Regions from separate parts of the Homo sapiens genome. Here region 1 is linked to region 2. The links are chromatin loops, found by intact Hi-C in ENCODE. Cell type or tissue: PC-3. All regions are shown on one strand. Each heading gives the region's core, and the rest is flanking DNA. Links, peaks and the distances in the headings are about the cores only.

Region 1 (2,918 bases), core at 216-2,715, 130 kb before region 2:
AAACCCCATCTTTACTAAAAATACAGAAATTAGCCAGGCATGGTGGAACACATCTGTAATCCCAGCTACTCAGGAGGCTGAGGCACGAGAATCACTTGAGCCCAGGAGGCAGAGATTGCAGTGAGCCAAGATCATGCCACTGCATTCCAGCCTGTAGAGACTCCGTCTCAAAAAAAAGAAAAAATAACTGAAGACCTTATTTATAGAATAGAAGTTGATTGCTTTATACTAAAGTTCATATTAAATAAATCTTTTATTAACTCTTAGTTTTATATTTACTTAAAGATAGGTCACAAAACCTAAGTCCTATCCTTTAAACCCAGTTACTTAGATTTTCAAATTAGATCCTGGGTACCTGAGAATTTTGTATTTTAGTGTTCTAGTTAGCATCTCAGTGTCCTTTTCTAGATTCTGTTTTCTAGGGCGTTGCATTAAAAAATATATGAAACACAGGTCATAATATTTAAAAGGAATATGGCTGTCATATTACTTTTGGAATAATTTTGTATTGTTTGAGATACTAATTTCGTGAAGTTTTATTAGGGCAACCAGTATGGAATCACATATCTCATGATTTGTGCTTTCTCTAAGGTTATTTATTTTAAATAGCTTCTCATAAGGAAGAGTTTAAATGAGCAAGATTGTTACATGGTTTCTGAGAATATGTTTCATTGAGTGAAAAGACACAATTTCTGAGCTACAATTTTTAGGGTATGTTTCTCTTTTTCTGTTTTTTTTTTAAGCTCTGAATAGCTTTTTTTAAAAAGTGGGTGGGCAGCTTACATAAAATTCTAATGGTTTTGGTTTCCATGGTGAAAAATGTTGAGACCCTGACACTACATGCCACCTAGTGTTTCTAAGCCAAAAGCTTTAATATATTGGTGTCCTAGATTTTACCTTATATTTAAGTAAAGCTGAGAACTATCTGAACATCTTTTTCTTTTCCAAGACAGAACATTTTTCCATGTATGTGAAGCCTTGAGGCTACCACAGTGGTACTTTTTATCTGTAGTTTCTTGCTAGTTCGTATTTGCTTTCCCAGGGTTTCCGTCCCTGATGGAACAAAGGTTGACTGCTGCATAGCTCTGATTTCAGGCCAGCACCTGTGCAGCTATTCCCAGCTATTCCAATTCCTTGGTATTTTACTTAGTCCTTAGCAAAACTCCTTTGAGAATTACTGTATAAGAATGTTTAGAACTCTGGAAAACTCATGATAGAAGATGTACAAGTAAAGCAGAGCACTTTCTGGTATTGTCAGCCTGACAGTGACTCAGCTCATGTTTCAACGTGTACCAGGGAAACCATATACAATCTTTAATCTTTGTTGAAATTCCAAACTGAAGCAATCAGAACTGTCACAGAATTCTACCATACAGAAGCATTCTGTCAAATAATATAACAGGAGACAGGTCGGTAAAAACCTATACTAAGAATGTCAGCTAATCTTTCCAGAGGCTAGGAAACAAAACCTTGAATTGAATCTGACATCAAGTTAAAGGTTTAGAATGCAGTGGGATTTCCCACTTCTCCCTTAAACCTTGTATTCACCTTCTAAAGCAGCTTAATCAGCAGTCCCTAAGAAGTTTGCTTTACATAGCCAAACTTCATTGAACACAGTAAGGTAAAGCCACAATGCAATGCCAGGCATGAGTCAGCACTCAGTAAAAGGAAGCTGCTGTTGTTACTGGGAATTTGCTTGTTCAACAAATATTTACTGAGCACCTACTGAGTACTCTGCACCATCCTAGACACTGAGGATATAACAAACCAGATAAAAGTCTGTCTGTCCTCGTGGAGCTTATATTCTAGTGGGGAGAAATGGTGATAAGCGCTATACAGAAAGAGAAGGCTGGCCTCCTGTGGTAAATGGATGCTACTTAGATGTTACTTCCTTTAGGAAGATTTTCCTAAGCTCCATTCCCCCAGACACACACACACACGCACACACACACCCCTTACCTTCTCTCATAACTGCATAGGGCCTGGCATGTAATAGGGCCCAGAGGGAGACAGGGAGGGAGGAAAGGAGGTAGACATTTAAATCCTTAGGATTGTATGTTAAACTCAGAATGTGATAAGAACTTAATTATCTTTGAAGTGAGAGTGAAGTAGCATTTCTGAAAGAAAGTTTGTTAATAATATAAGGGTTAAATGCAAGGAAGGAATGGCTTGTATTGAAGTCCATCAGAAAATGGGAAAATACATTTTGAAGATATTAGAGAAAGAAGGACATACGGGAATCGAATTGGGAAAAGGAAGCATGATCTACACCACCTAAGTTTACGGCATAAAAAACAGAAGTTTGAATGGGGTTTGTTTTTTTCAAGTTCAGGATGGCAAATGGTACTGTTAAATTAAAGCAGATAATGGAAGAGATGAGTTTGGCTGGAAGAAACAATGGTTAGGTTAGACTTGCCTATATTCCTTTAAAAAAGGCTAAAGGAATAAAATAAGCAGGTGAACAAGAAAATTTTCATTGCTTGCAATTCTAAAACTTTGTATAGAGTTCCTTTGACTGTAAGTGACATGAAATATAACATAAAATGTGCTCTACCTTCAGAGGCTTCATCACCAAGCTCAATAATATGAACGTTGTGTAAGTTTTCATTTTTAATTGTTTGGAAGATGGAGGACCCTTCTTGAAATACTTGGTCTCCATTCTCAGTCTTTTAATCCCTTGGAGGAAGGTGTCTGAGAGGTCAGTTTTCCAAGAGGAACAGGATCAGTTTTCAGATTTTGATTTAATATTGAGACTTACAATCACAACAAACAACATTCATGAAATTCAGCAAAATATATTAATGAAGTATAAGTATATGGAACACATTCATATAGTTAAGAGTCAGATGTGCTGTGTAAGCTGAAAATAATAGCCTTGTATTAGCATATAGATTCTAAGATGCTGTTGACAAACATCT
Region 2 (2,918 bases), core at 204-2,703:
AAACATTTCATGTATTAGGGTCAAGACCATCCTCAGGATGCTTCTAAACTCTGGAGTAGAAATCAGAAGACCACTTACTGGCTGGAAGACACAATTCGTCTGAGCCTTAATTTCCCCCCATTGATTTGCTCTTAATTTCCACCTTTGTAAGTGGCCTTATATCGTTCCCATAGATGCCCAAAATGCCACAATACTGTCCAGCAGAACTTTCTGCAAGGATGGAAATGGTTTTTGTGCTGTCCAGTATGGTAGCCACTGGCCAAATGTGGCTACTGAGCACTTGAAACATGGCTAGTTCAACTTAGGAGTTGAATTTTTTGTTTTAGCTACTTTTAATTTAAATAGCCACATATGGCCAGTGGCTACCATAATGGGTAGTGTAGCTCCAGACTGTACCCTCCTGAAGCCTGAGACAGAAGTTTCTGCTTCCTCTGCACCTCACCACTGCCTTGAGTCAAGCATGGGGCCCTTGGAGGGCCTCCCGTAAATGCATGTCACCAACTAGCTAAGTGCTCCCAGTTTGCACAGAATCATGAATAGACCTGCTCAGCATAGGTGAAGTGACTGAGCCCTTGTGGTGTAATGGAGAAAAACAGAACTAACCTGGGCACTGAGAGTGAGCGCCGCCTGCTCCACTCTCTGCAGCAATGGATTGCCGCACTCTCCAGGCCATGTCAGTCTGTCCTCACAGGGCTTTGCATGTGTGCGTGTTGGTTGTGTGTTGCATGAGAATGGCCCTGGGAGGGTGAGAGGAGCTGCCTGCTCCTCCAGCCCTGCCTCCCCAGTGGCTGGCCTCTGTCCTGTCTGCTGCTCACTTGAGGCACTTGCTGAGATGATACAGGCTTGAAAAGAGGAGGGGGGAAAAACACACTCCTAGAGCTGAGGGCCTGAATGCATTCTCTCCTGACGGCTGAGAGATCACCCCTTCCACCACTGCGTTCAGCCAGCGCCCCCACTGACACCCTCCCGGGAGTAACAATAGGCCTTTTCTTCTCCGAGCACTGAATGTTTCCATTGGCGCACTTCACCTCCCTCCTGGCGGGAAAGGCCACAGCTGATGGCTCCGCGGCATCCTCAGGGAGCTGTGATGCCTTCCCCCCATTGTCATCAAGATGATCAAAGCTCTGCCATCTTTAAATCGACTCCAGGAGGTTCATATTTAGGGCTTGCCTTCAGCTGGGGCAGGGAGTAGCATCCTTACAAAAATCCCCTGCTTCTGAACTGAGCCATGAAGCTTGATTCACTGACAAAAATCTCATCCTCTTCTCAGGTATTTATCACGGTCTGTGCACCACCTAGAGGCCGCTGTCTTAAACTCTTTCCAGTAAGCAACCTGTCTCCTTCCCTCACCAACAGAAAGACCCCAGAAATGCTGTGTTTCCTGAGTAGACTCCACTGTGCTTCTACTTTCTCAAAGTTGGCTTTCTGTGATCCCACGCACCTCTCACGGAGTCCTTAGACTGAAGCAGACCTGCTCAACCAGGACAGCTTTCTAACACTTTCTAGCCTCTGTCAAAAGAAAAAAACTTTTCGGTTTGTCTTCAGAAGTAAGAAAGGTACCTAGGAAAGATGAGCTGAGCCTTCCTGCTGATGTCCAAACCCACGCGAGCTCTCAGTGCTAGGAGATGCTTGCAGCTGCCTGACGGGCACTCCTGGCTGGGTCTTCCCATATGGGGCTCATTCTCCCAGGACTGGAGATCCTGTCCACTTCACCCTCCCTCCCATGACCATGTCGCTGCCACACAACACAGATTAGGAGCTGTCCCCAGGGGATGACACCATTTTGGGGGAATTGATATCAAATATGTTATTGTTGTCATTGTTTGCTCTGGTTTATTGTGGCAAAATATATATATATATAACATAACATTTACCCTTTAGCTTTTTTTTTAATTGAATGATTCAGTGCTGTGCAACTGTCACCCCCATCCATTTCCAGTACATTTTCATCATTCCAAACAAAAACTCCATGCCCATTAAACAATAACTCCTCCTTCTTCCTTCCCCTCAGCTTCTGGTAACCTCTACCCTACTTTCTGTCTCTGTGACTTTGCCTATTCTGGGTACCCCCTATAAGTGGAATCATACAATATTTGTATGGCTGTGTCTGTGAAAACTGCTGCGGTCTACAGGAAAGGCAGAGCCAAGTTCAAACTTCTCAAAACAAACAAGGAAGAGTCCATTGTTTGGGAGCTTGGGCAAATCAAGCCTCAGCTGGTGTTTACTATCTCCATTTTGAAGTGATCTGAAGAAAGCTCCACTGCAGAGCTGCGGGTAACTAGAGGATCTGACCCTGGAGGTTTGAGGGCAGGCAGGAGGCAGCTCTGAGTGTCTGGACGTGTCGGCGTGGAAGTTTCTGGATTTGCGTGTCTGGATATAACCTCAGGATTCAAGGGGGAGTGATGTCTACACTTCTTTCTTCCTGCATTTGACAGAGAACTGATGATGTACTTTACAGTCATTTTCTTATTACACTAACAGAACGGACCCTTTTGTAATATAAATGGCTATTACTATTTGTGTAGGTTTCAATTATTTTTATATTATGAAACTACAATTCTGTAAATGCTGCATCCCAGGGAGAAAGGGATTGGAGCACCAGAGTGAGTCATTGTAACAGTGACAATTAACATTTATACAGCATTTAAAGGTTGATAAAGCAGCTTTCATAACCGTGATCTCATTTCTTATAATAAGCAGAGAATATAAAAAAGTAGGAAGAGTTTATAAGAGACACCCAGAAAAGATGCATCATTTATTGGTTTCAAGAAAATAATGATCATCTCAGATCTGCAAATGGGATTTAAACCTTAGATATCTCCTTGGCTGAAAAGAGGGACTCAGTAGGAGTTCCCTGCCCCCACCCACTCCCACCAGGAACAAGAAAACTGCATATGAGAGAAAAGCATATTTGACTA

Evidence for each region. A loop is a pair of places that touch in the nucleus more often than their neighbours do. Peaks named below come from ENCODE experiments on the same cell type or tissue, not always from the same donor. Only the 100,000 strongest peaks of a DNase experiment are listed, where the experiment ranks them.
Region 1: a loop joins it to region 2, with 3 times the contacts of the local background. A loop is called at or near these places in 4 of 110 quality-filtered maps.

Annotation. Positions count from the first base shown.
Region 1 is chr2:158,618,005-158,620,922 of GRCh38, forward strand. The region is part of intron 4 of PKP4 (plakophilin 4); the gene reads left to right. Among named protein-coding and RNA genes, the nearest start is that of PKP4-AS1, 120 kb to the right of the region's middle. RefSeq lists an enhancer at 1,553-1,847. In PC-3, for the core only: no CTCF peak of the experiment used is centred there; a DNase peak (open chromatin) is centred at 1,637; H3K27ac peaks cover 1,050 bases.
Region 2 is chr2:158,744,518-158,747,435 of GRCh38, forward strand. No RefSeq gene overlaps it. Among named protein-coding and RNA genes, the nearest start is that of PKP4-AS1, 11 kb to the left of the region's middle. RefSeq lists enhancers at 291-791, 792-1,292. In PC-3, for the core only: CTCF peaks have their summits at 1,319 (motif pointing left) and 1,518; a DNase peak (open chromatin) is centred at 1,294.